3 separate regions of the Homo sapiens genome follow, and all the other regions are linked to region 1. A link is a contact called in ENCODE Hi-C or POLR2A ChIA-PET data. All regions are on one chromosome and are shown on one strand. The core of a region is the stretch at or near the end of the contact, and the rest is flanking DNA. Distances in the headings are between cores, read along the strand shown.

Evidence for each region. Hi-C counts contacts between places; a loop is a spot of excess contacts on that map. ChIA-PET counts read pairs that join two places held with the same protein, here RNA polymerase II (POLR2A). Pooled maps may share reads with other maps.
Region 2: a map of B cell shows a loop between it and region 1 (18-fold over the local background). The contact joins two enhancer-like sites. A Hi-C loop is called at or near these places in 1 of 168 maps with a recorded cell type or tissue (B cell), 3 of 37 single-sample maps with no recorded cell type and 8 of 50 pooled maps. POLR2A ChIA-PET finds 5 or more read pairs at or near these places in 2 of 52 experiments (PC-3 and activated CD4-positive, alpha-beta T cell).
Region 3: a loop to region 1 is called in a map of left cardiac atrium, with 3 times the contacts of the local background. The contact joins two enhancer-like sites. A Hi-C loop is called at or near these places in 23 of 168 maps with a recorded cell type or tissue (GM12878, GM13976, IMR-90 and 14 more), 5 of 37 single-sample maps with no recorded cell type and 12 of 50 pooled maps. POLR2A ChIA-PET finds 5 or more read pairs at or near these places in 3 of 52 experiments (CD8-positive, alpha-beta memory T cell, activated CD8-positive, alpha-beta T cell and activated T-cell).

The regions. Positions count from the first base shown.
Region 1 is chr13:49,974,083-49,978,094 of GRCh38, forward strand. No RefSeq gene overlaps it. Among named protein-coding and RNA genes, the nearest start is that of MIR3613, 20 kb to the right of the region's middle. RefSeq lists a silencer at 2,611-2,905. Within about 2 kb of position 2,374, at least 5 of the 41 ENCODE cell types and tissues checked have a DNase peak (open chromatin) inside an H3K27ac peak, as active enhancers do.
Region 2 is chr13:50,592,477-50,596,488 of GRCh38, forward strand. No RefSeq gene overlaps it. Among named protein-coding and RNA genes, the nearest start is that of DLEU1-AS1, 67 kb to the left of the region's middle. RefSeq lists a silencer at 2,001-2,200 and an enhancer at 2,301-2,500. Within about 2 kb of position 2,080, at least 3 of the 41 ENCODE cell types and tissues checked have a DNase peak (open chromatin) inside an H3K27ac peak, as active enhancers do.
Region 3 is chr13:50,510,854-50,514,865 of GRCh38, forward strand. The region is part of intron 5 of DLEU1 (deleted in lymphocytic leukemia 1); the gene reads left to right. Among named protein-coding and RNA genes, the nearest start is that of DLEU1-AS1, 15 kb to the right of the region's middle. Within about 2 kb of position 1,863, at least 33 of the 41 ENCODE cell types and tissues checked have a DNase peak (open chromatin) inside an H3K27ac peak, as active enhancers do.

The DNA of each region.
Region 1 (4,012 bases), core at 1,124-3,623:
TACTGTTCTCCCATTATTGACTGTCCCTTGCCAGGCCTCTCTTAACAGCTGAACCCTGGGCTTCTGTTTCTCCATCTTTTTTTTTTTTCTTTTGAGACGGAGTCTGGCTCTTATTGCCCAGGCTGGAGTGCAATCGCGTGATCTCGGCTCACTGCAACCTCTGCCCCCTGGGTTCAAGCGATTCTCCTGCCTCAGCCTCCTGAGTACCTGGGATTACAGGCATGTGCCACCACACCTGGCTAATTTTGTACTTTCAGTAGAGATAGGATTTCTCCATGTTGGTCAGGCTGATCTCGAACTCCGGATCTCAGGTGATCTGTCCACCTTGGCCTCCCAAAGTGGGAGGCCACCGTACCCGGCCTGTTTCTCCATCTTTAACTGTGTTGTTTTAGGTCCTCTTGGGTAAAGCCCCGTCAACTCAATCCCCAGGTTTTTTGGGCCATAATGATGCCCCTGAGGTTTGTGCTCCCGGAATGCCCCAGAGCTGGAAACTAGGCAGCTTTTGCACATAAAATTACTTTATTATAAAGGTTTCCCACTAATACATACTAACAAGTATGAGATATTGATTTTAAAAACTTTGTTTTAACCAAAGAAAATAACAGAACAATGCCTTATAAGCCAATATTTAAATAAAACAGAGCATTATGAAATATTTTATTTTTATTTGTTGGTAATTATATCTGGATGGCTCATGAAATTACTGTAACATCCTTGATTTTATTGTTCCCTCAGGAATTTCCTCTCTATTTTAAATAAAATGTGTTTTATGCACTGAGTACATTTAGTATCTCCACTCTGTTAGACAATTACAACACTGTAGATACACAGAGCTATGCAATGTGCCTATTTTAACTATAGATTAGCTTCCTAGGAAGAACAGTGTTGGTATCCTTTGCCATTTAGAGTCAAAAGGAGTCTGATGGCAGTTCTTTACAGTGACTGTTGAGATGACTGAATCTTCCTGAGCCAAGTCTTCACATCTCTATTTTGTTGTTTTAATTTGAATAACTATGAAAAGATTGATTTTTTTTTTTTTTTTTTTTTAGGACAGGGTCTCACTCTGTCACCCAGGCTGGTGTGCAGTGGTGCGATCATGGCTCACCGCAGCCTCCATCTCCCTGGCTCAGGTGATCCTACCATCTTAGCCTCCCAAGTAGCTGGGACTACAGGCTCCCACCACCACCCCCGGCTAATTTTTGTATTTTTTGTTAATCCTCCCACCTTGGCCTCCCAAGGTGTTAGGATTACAGGTGTGAGCCACTGTGCCCAGCCAAAAAAGACTGAAATCTTTTATTTCTGATGGAGACCTCAAAGAGCTCACTGCATAGGACTGACCCCAGGTTGCCTTTATATTTCCTGCATTTTTCTCCTGTTGCTCTTCAGAGAAGCTGTATGATATAAATGAATGAATGAATGTGTGTGTGTGTACACACACATATATCTCCATTCAAAAGCTATAGCACATGCATGTTTGTGTGTATGTGTATATATGTGCATGTATATAAGTATATATGCATACACACATATACACACACACAAAGGTACAGAAAATATATATCTTGTGACTAAAATTCCCTGAACTACCAGTAACTCCAGAAATTCTATTCTGGAAAACAATGGCTAACATCTAATTCATTATCTTAGAATTATCACAAAAGGAATATGAAAATGTGGTTTCTAGTGCAATGCAGTTAAGATAGGTATTCTTGTAGGCCATGGTTCCAAGAAATTTGTTTGACAACTGTACTGAGTAGTATATTTCTCCACTTCCTTTATTTTTTTCCCTTACCTTTTTTGAAAAAAAAAAAATGAAGAAAAATGTGTTCCTCTTTCAAGTTCTTTTTCTCTCCTGGCTTATACAGTATGTTACCAGCAGAACTTTCTCTAAAATGAAAGGAAGTCATTGCTAAGAAGAGACAAAAAGTTAACAGGATTAAGGGAGTAAAAAGGCACATGGAATTTCTGGGTGTGTCCAGAATCTGAGAAGATTTGAAAAGAGGAGCAGAAAGAATTTTTGTATTTTAGAAGTTGAGGGGCCCTCCTGGCCTAGTTTGAAAAACACAATCAGATACAATTTGAAAAAAGTCCAACAAAATCTAGTGGGAAGATAAGCTAGAATCTTGTTACAAAAAGTGTCACGGGCCTTGGTTGTATATTTTAAATGAACTTCTTAATTTCATATCAAAATGCGTAGATACCTCCTGACCCCCATTCTTGCCCTCCTCCATTTCCCTGTTAAATCCTGACCTTTCTCTGTAGACCTTCCCATTTCCACCCTGGAGGTCTGGCTGTCAGGACTACTCTCAGGTTGCCTGGGTCTCCACGGTGGCACCCATTAGCCGTGTTGCTTCTGGGCAGGGCATCTGTTTCTGTGCAAAGAGAAAATGCTAGGGTGAGTCACCAGTCCTTCTCTCCTAACAAAAAAGCATTGTACTGTACAGTTTGATTTCGGCTCTTGTGTGCAACTTGTGATTGCAAACTAATGGGGACATGAGGCACAGCTCCAGTGACACACCTCTCAGGTTGCATTATAATGATCTGATTGGGATGTACCCCATTAGACCGTGAGATCCTTTAAGCCTAGGATGCTTTTATTTTTGTGTTCCCAGCCCTAAGCACACTGTGCCTAGCTCAGGGTAAGCACTAAACAAATGTTTCTTGATGAGAATGCTACAGGAGGAAGGGAAGGGTTGTACTCTACACAAAGAGCGGAAAAGCTACCCTTTAAGAAAGAGACTCATCTTCGCATGGCCTGCAGAGGGCGCTCTTGCATCATAGCTATACCATGCATCCTTTGCCCATCACTGGTTTCCTTGAGCAGTACCTTTTTGGTAAAACCACAGGTGTGAGACTTTGGAAATTTAGACTTAAACCTGCCCAAACACATTAGAATATCATCAGTTGCACAGAACAAATCCACATTACAATTATTCCAAAGGGACAAGAACATTCCAGAATTTGCTTAAAGAATACTAAGCCATGACATCTCAGAAAGTCAAACCTAAAGAAGAAAAATTGCCTGGTTAGTCTTCCGGGAAATGTTAATAATTCTTAAATTTGGAAGGCTCCTTATACTCACTTGATGAGCCAGTTCATCTAATCCAACTACCTCATTTCTCAGATGAGGAAACTGAAGTTTATAAAATTCCTCAAGGTGATGTATCTACAGAAAAATTATACTCTCAATTCAGGCTTTAGATGTGTGTTGAAAACATGGCAAGGTGTCCATTTGGAAAAAATGCACCTAGAGCTTTCTCTCTCTCTCCCTCTCCTTATTTAAATAGAAAGATTTAAAAATAAAAATATGGCCAGGCATGGCATCTCATGCCTGTAATCCCAGCACTTTGGGAGGCCAAAGTGTCAGGAATGCTTGAACCCAGGAGTTCGAGACCAGCCTGGGCAACATAGCGAGACCCAGTTTCTACAAAAAATTAAAAATTAGCCAGGTATAGTGGCATGTGCCTATAGTCCCAGCTACTCAGGAGCCTGAGGCAGGAAGATAGCTTGAGCCTAGGAGGTCAAAGCTTCAGTGAGCTGTGATCACACCACTGGACTCCAGCCTGGGCAACAGAATGAGATCCTGTCAAAAAAAAAAAAAAAAGTACTGTAGTAACTGCTGAATAAAATACATAAGACTGGAAAGACACTATTTTAATGGTGAATCTGGACAGCACTCCAAGGGTACATTTTAACAGGTTGGAAGTAGGCTTTTAACATATTATGGGGGGGATCAACTGAGTAATAAATAACACAGAATTAAAAAGTGTTGGTTAGCCAAACTGACCATCAAATTGAGAGCCAAAAAGCCATTAAGTTATGATTCTGGACAAGGCTCTGATTGCCACAGTTCAGAAAAGTTATTTGACATCTTTTTCACATTGTTAAGCTTAAAAAACAAACCCAAACTCAAATCCCCAAACCCTCAAAGCATCAAGTGCTTGAAGCATTTCTAATATACCTTCCGCATCAACCCTCACCTCCTTCTTGTTTCAGAGAAACCATGATCCTC
Region 2 (4,012 bases), core at 830-3,329, 620 kb after region 1:
TTTGTTATATTTTATAGAAGGCCAGCATAGTAGGTTGGTATACACCAGCATTACCACAAAAACCTGAGTAATGCATTGTACTACAATGTCATAATGGCTATGATGTCACTAGATAGGAATTTTTCAGCTCCATTATAATCTTGTGGGAGCATCATTATATATGTAGTTCATCATTGACCAAGACGTTATTATGTGATGCAATTTATACATAAATGCTTACATCTTTTTAAAAAAATGTAACTTAGCAGTATATCTTAAAGATTGTTCACTGCAGAAACTGTGGTTTCATTTATTTATAGCTGTATGGTATTCTGTAGTATGGATGTGCATGCCTACAATCTCCTGTCTGTAATTCCTAAAATTAAAAACAAAACAAAACAAACCTCTGTGAACCAAATAGCAAACTCATTTGGTGGCAAAACGTGACTTAGACTGATACAAGGACTGATATATAAGGTTCAATGCCCCATATGAGCTTTCTAAATTTCAAAACATTCTGACATGCAAACCACATCAAAACCCAGGGTTTCAAATAAAAAATTGTGGAGCTGAACTGTAATTCATTTAACTAGACCCTTGTTGACTGGCATTTGGATTTCTAAAAGTACTTTTTGCTATTACAGTGTGGTAGTAAATAATGTTGTATGTCACTTCACACCTGTAAAATAACATACATAGGATTAATTTCTAGAATTGGGATTTCTAGGTCAAAGAGTAAATGCATTTGCAATTTTGACATATTTGGCTAAATTATCCTCTGTAAAGGTTTTATATCTTCTCACCCCTCATAAGCTTATTCCCCCAACATTCTTCTTTTTCAGTCTTTCCATTTGAGAGGAGTAAGCATCTTTTCATACTTTAAATGGCTACATTCAGTTCATTTTCTGTGAGCTGTTCGTTTATTTATTTTGCTCATTTTTTACATTGGATTGTTGAAGTTTTTTTTAGTGATTTGTCAGAGTTCTTTATGTATAAAGGAAATGAATCCCTTGTGATACAATCTGCAATTTTTTTCTAGTTGACTTGCTTTCAACTTACTTGTGGTGGCTTTTGCTGTTGGGTTTATTTGTAGACTTATTTATTTATTTGTTTTCTCTCTCTGCAGACAACTTTCCTTCAGACTATGTGTTTTTTTAACTCCATATGTGGCATAATCTATTCTGATTTTTCTAAAGAAAGAGAAAGAAGTAAAGGATGCAGGGCAAAAAGCTATCCATATGATTTAGGTCTTAGGAGACTCAGGAAATTGATAGGCAACATTGAACATTTTAAATTCAGCACTTACTAAGGGTTTTGTGTTAAGTTTTTGTATCTATCTATAACAATAGCAACTTTCATTAGTGCATAGTACAATAATAGAATATATATATCTTAAAAACAATTTTGTTTTTTGTCTCAGTCAGAAAGCACAACCGTGTGCACAGTCACCTAACCATGTCTATTCCCTGTCTCTTGCTTTCCTTTTTCAAAGCATGTTTTGCTCTGTGGGTGTGCATGCCTGTGCGTGTGTTTTGTTTTTAAAGACATTGCTCATGTGCATAGTGCAAAGGTCATTAAAGAGAAAATTTGATTAGTTATTAAGTATGTTGTAAATATATTGGTATTGAAGACTATTTATTATATTTCCAAAGAAAAGATAAATGTTTCAAATACTTTAAGATAAAGAAGACTTCTGTTGAAATCCCCAATTAACTTTAAACTTTTCAAATCAGCAATCAGAATGAAAGGTGGTTAACCATCTGACATTTTGGCAATCTTGTGACATATACCGTAGTAAAGGCCAAAAAAACTGGAATTGAGTTTCATGAGAGGGAACAGATTCTAAGATTCGAGTGCAGAGGTGCCTGCATTATTCGAGTGCAGAGGTGCCTGCATTATTGTGGCTCTATTTGCTGTCTATTTCACTTGCCTATGCTTTGGGCCAGTGTAGGCCTCTTCTCTTTTCACTTTAAGCCTGTGGTTAATTTTCAAGTAAGAGGGCCCCATGGGGTGAGGCCCAGAGGAGGCGAAGGCTGGGGGTAGGTCAGGCGGGGGCGGGTGGGGGGGGGCCTGCAGACCACAGCCTCTGTTTATCCGCAGTGCAGGTGCAAGGCAGTGGCGGGAAGGCGGTGCCCCTGGGACTTCTCCCAATCAATCACCCCACCTAGGCCACCGGGTGGCCCCTTGGGGCTGCCTCACACAAAGTGCAGCCTTTCTCTGACATCCCAAACAGGCAGAGAGGCCAGAGTTCACAGAGAGCAGGGCTTTCACTACTTGGCTGTTTTTAAAATGTAGTCAAGTTAAACTGCAGGGAGAGTCCCAAATGGTAAAAATCTAAATAGTCTCACTTTCAGTCCATCTCCCTGCTCCCTGGAGCTGCTCTGACCTTACCTTCGATTTCCTGTCTTGAGCCTCCCCTCTCCATTTGAGGGGGTCACTGTTGTTTTTTCCCTCCTGTGAAACTCCTGCTTAGCTTCCAGCCTTTGGAGAAAGTGCTTAATATTTTCAGCAGTGGAGACTTCCTTTGCAGGCTTCAGAAAGACAATTTTCTTCGGGGAAGAAAGAAAGTGAGACCATAGCCAATGCAGCAGCTGACAGCCTCTAGCCAGACAGATGTTAGAGGAGGCAGAAGTGAGGAAAGATACAATATACTTTGGGGAATTTGTTAATCTGAAATTATTAATTATACTCTTGCTAAAGGCATTGTATTAAAAATCGGGCAACAAGAGAAAGAAGTAGAGATGCAGTTTCTACAATTCAGTTCACAATATACTTGAAAAGATCAAATAATGGCACATCAAAAGTAGAAACAGTAAATGGGTTAGCTCGGGGTTTAAATCCTAGTGCTGCTAGTTCATAGCTATATGACCCTGGCAAATTGCTTAACCTCTCTGAGCCTCTATTTTCTCATGAGTAAAGTGGAGATAGTGAGAGTATATACCTCCTAGGATTGCCCTGAGGATTAAATGAGATAAGTATGTAAAGTGCATGTCACTGGACTTGGCCTTCAGCAAGACTTAGTGAATGTGAGTGTTCATTGGTACAAACTCTGTATATGTTACAAGAGTACACAGTAGGACTCCTAGGAGTTCAGAAACGGGCAGGGCCCCCGTGGCTGGGATGATCAGAGAGAAGCTGCCACGAGGGGAGAAAGATTTGGCTTGAGTCAGAGAAAAGTAAAAGAACTTATATATGTGGAGGATTTTAGCTGAGGGGATGGCAAGTGGGTGGTACTGAGGCTCCCACGGCCTCCCCATTTTATGTGAACAAGATGAACTTCACTATTATCATGTTATATATTGGGGGGCCAGGGTCTTCCAAGTAAGACTTGGTGTGAAGAAGCTTTTTGTTCACACACACACACACAAATTGAAAACCAATGACTTGCTTAAAGGCAACTGGTGGATGAGACAAGAGCAGTATCTGAAAAGAAGATTTACATTCCCTAATGTGCATTTGTTCAGGGAGTCATTTGATAAACTTACCGAGGACCTCTTATGTTCTAGGTAAGAGGTGGAGGACACAAAGATCACTGAGATACTGTGGCTCCTGCTCCCGGCTTCTACTCGTGGGACAGTCAGCCACTTAAGTGAACATAAGATGAGCAAAGGGTGCCTGGGGCCATCACACTGAGCAAAGAGCCATCGGGGCCATCACATTTGCCAGGAGCACAAGGGTGGAAACTGAAAGGCTTCACTGATAGAAGTGACATGTGGGCTATGTGGCTGAGTGATGCATGCTGCCTCTTTATGTTTCAGGATATCAAGCAGTGTCTTGTCCCCTCCAAAGATGCACTTGAGGGGCTCCCCTCTGTCAAAGCGATGGGGCAGGCAGTGTGCAGGAGGAAGAAAGGCTAGACTCAGCCACAGGACCCCAAGTGTGAGCAGGGGAGCCACAGCAGTGCCCTCAGCAGAGCCTTGCTGGGAGCCTCCACCTGCAGAGGTAAAGTGCAGCTGGAGCTGAGCCCCTGGGAGGAAGGCAGACCAAGGCTTTTCTGGAAGACTCCTTGGGGCTGCTTTCAAGAGTTGCTCTG
Region 3 (4,012 bases), core at 613-3,112, 540 kb after region 1:
AGGGAAGAAAGTTTATCAAGCAGGAAAGAGTGATCTGCTGGGTTAAATGCCGCTTAATGGTAAATATTGAGTGTCAACTTGATAGGATTGAAGGATGCAAAGTATTGTTCCTGGGTGTGTCTGTGGGGATGTTGCCAAAGGAGATTAACATTTGAGTCAGTGGACTGGGAGGCACAGACCCCACCATCAGTCTTGGTGGGCACAATCTAATCAGCTGCCAGCACAGCTAGGATAAAAGCAGGCAGAAGAATGTGGAAGGACTAGACTGGCTGAGTCTTCTGGTCTCCATCTTTCTCTTGTGCTGAATGCTTCCTGCCCTCAAACATCAGACTCCAAGTTCTTGGACTCTTGGACTTACACCAGTGGTTTGCCAGGGGCTCTTGGGCCTTTGGCCACAGACTGAAGGCTACACTGTCAGCTTTCCTGCTTTTGAGGTTTTGGGACTCAGACTGGCTTCCTGGCTTCTTAGCTTGCAGATGGCCTATTGTGAGACTTAACCTTGTGATCATGTGAGTCAGTTCTCCTAACAAACTCCCCTTCATACATTCATCTGTCCAATTAGTTCTGTCCCTTTAGAGAACATTGACTAATACAGTGTGACAGGTCAAGCAAGTGATAGGCTGAGAATTGACCTCTAGATAGAGCAAATTATTGGAGACTTTGATAAGAGCAGTGTCAGTTGAGTGGTGAAGGCAAAACCCTGAGACATGGGTTCAAAAGAGGATGGAAGGAGGAGAAATTGGGGCTGTACAGAACTGGGGCATAAAAATGGCCTATATCTGAAAATAACTCCAAAAATTTATTATTAAAATTAATTTCATTTGTTTCTTTTTAAATTTTTTTCATGTGGCTACTAGAAAAATTAAAATGACAGATGTGGCTCACATTATATGGCTACTGGACAGCACTGATATAAATTATGCTTTTCATAGTTTTATCATAAAGGGGACCAGAAGATGGGATGGTAGCTGGTGGTGAAGTGGGGTAAAGAGAAACTTTTTTCCCCTGAAATGGGAGAATTGCAGCATGTTTGTATGTGGGAATAATATAGTCAAAAGTAGAAGTTGATGATGCAGCAGAAGAGACAGGGGACAAATGATGTCCTGGAGTAGGTGAGTGCATTTGGGTTCCAGCGCATAGGTGGAGGGTGGCCGAAGGGTTATGGACTGTTCATACAGAGTGACAGGAGAGGAAGCAGAATGTGAGGTTTGCAAACAAAGGTGAGTATTTATGGACATGGGAGTGCTTGGAAGTTCCTCTTTTGTAATCTTAGTGACATAGGGAGCCAGTCTTCAGCTGAGAAAAGAGGATGGGGGAGGAGGTTCTCTTCTGACATACACTATAGACCACAGAATTTGGAAAAAAAAAAAAAAAGCTTGCTACTAGGTCACTTAGAAGACAAGGAGGGGACAATGTAGGGTGTAGGGTACTTCGGATTTGCTGGTGGTTCATTACCGGAAACAAAAAATGAAACAACCCATTGGAGACATGTTCCCACTCGGTCATCTTGTCTCCTTCGTTTCTTGGATCCCAGTTTTTTTGTCTGTCTGTTTATTTGTTTGTTTTATCAAAGCAGAAAATAAAAACTCCAATTCTCTCCTCCTCAGTTTGCTTGGTGTTCAACATAGTTCCTCCTGCTGCGGGCCAGCTTGGTTTCTTTAAACTTTAATTGCCACAAAAACGTTTGCACTCAGAGCCCTAAATCTTCCAAGTCCTCCTTTTGTGTTTCTTGTTTTCCTCCTCTTTTTCTGCCTTCAGGAAAGAAGTGAGATGATGATGGCTCTGTCTCAGCAGCTCTCGGGGGGACCTGCAGGCTGGGGAGGCAGCTTCTCTCTGCAATTTGGCCGCTCCTGGACTTGTTGCAGCCAGGCTTCAAAGAGAAACCACCGCTTCCTCCCCGAGCCCCACGCCAGCCTCAGAGGCAGCTGGGCCTATTGAAACATTCAAGTTTCACTTCAGGCTACTTTAAACATTTGCTTTATTCCAAAACAGCTAAACTTGGAGTTATTTTCAAATATAGGCCATTTTTATGCCCCAGTATATTGTGTGGTTTTGAAGGCTTTTTTCATATCATTAGCTGCAACCCCCAAAGGTTAAAAATAATGATTAAGTAAAATCTTTACACGGATTCCTCTGCTCCCTGGAGGGGACACTGGGCAGTGTCCAAACTGCCAGACAAGCCAAGCTGTGACAATAGTGACTTAGCTTGCGACTCTTAGGGTTGTCCAAATGATTATATTCTTGTGGGGAGGAACGTGAAAGGGGGCTGAAGAGAACAGTGTAAGACACAAATTTGGTTTGGGGTTTGGCGAGGATCAAGATTTTTAAAATGGCTCGTGTGCTGAATTCATTTTTTTTTTCTTGCTGTCTTAGAGTAACAATCACATAAACATACTCTGAGTTTATTTTCTGTGAAATAGTTGCAGTTCACCTTTCAGCTGATAAGCATCTGCCCCTAGAAAACCATAAAAAATGGAAGAGTTTACAAGAGGTTGTGAGTTGGCACAACCAGGCAGGGGAGGAGAAAGCACTTAGGACAAGTAAATATTTTACAGCACCTATATTTTCAGACTGTCGCTGCTTCCAAGGCCAGCCTCCTCTCGCTCCTGGCTCACTGCTCCTTTCCCTTACTTTTCCTGGGGCTTGCTTTCTTTCTGTCTTCTTATTTTTTTAATCTCAAAGTTAATATTTCCATTTAATTCTACCTGCTTCCTCCAGTAGTTAACATGCTAGTTAGCTATTTAAACATTTTATAGATTTCTCTGAGCTTGTCATAATTATTTTCTTGGCTGAGCCTTCTGGAGTCATTCCATGTCAGGAGACAGTCTGAAATAGAAAGACAGCAACTTTAGGGTGGGTGCAGCTGGGTTACACCTGTTGCTAAACAAAACAGGATTTATGAAAACATAAACTAAAACAAGTAAAGCAAATCAGAAAAAAAAGACAGTAAGCAGCCTGCCCTGGTAAATTGCATGCTTCTTTTACTGTTGTCCTCTTTGTGTGAGAGATTTGTTTGGGTTTTGGAAGGGACACTTCAATGCACAACCTCTGTAATCCTCAATAAATTCAGTTAGGGTGAAGCAAATCATACCAAGAGGAGGCTCCTAAGTCAAACAGAATGATTTTTTTTTTGGCGCTAAGGGGTGTTTGAATTTTGACAGCTTGTTCTACATTTTAACAATGGAAGCTATGATGGAACAAAACATATTTCTAGACATTGTTGCTTTTTATTTTTAGTGTAGGGTTAAGTGTTAGTGTTAAACATTTTTTGAAAATAAATAAATTTTCTCAATTTTTATAATGCTGAAAAATTAATGACCATATGGTAAAATACTCTGACTGTGGGTGGAATGCAAGGCATCGAAGGACATTACCTAATGGAGGTGGGCGTAGTTTTCCTTGACTCCATAAAGGATTTTAAAATCCAACTGGGCTTAATGTTCCATCTAAATCTGCATTCCATGGCATCATGTCGGTTCACCATAAAAATTAGAGAAAGTTTCTATTGATCAAGAAAGAAGAAAGAAAGAGAGAAAGAAAGAGAAAGAAAGAAAAAAGAAAAGGAAGAAAGAAAAGGGAAGAAAGAAAGAAAGAAAAGAGAGAAAGAAAGGAAGAAAGAAAGAAGGAAAGAAAGAAAGAAAAGAAAGGGAGGAAGGGAGGAAGGAAGGAGAGAGAAAAGAGACATAATTGCTCTATTGTGAAGATTAATCAACTTTATAAAGGAATAAAAATATTTCATAGGGACGTGGTAAAGATTCTTTTGTGAGGGTTTCCCACTTTCTGCTGGAGTGTATAGACCACTTAAGGTAGTCACATCAGGAAAGGGTGAGAACTTTGCCCTTGGACAACAAGAAGATTTTCTTTGCATTTTTTTCAAGAGGCCCAGTTTTTCAAGGGCCTATGACAAAAGTCTGGAGGTAATGAGAAAAGATGCAGACGTGATGATTAGAAAGCTGGTTCTCAGTGTTTGTTTAGTGAATATTAGATTGAGCTTTTCCAGCGTTTAACTCTT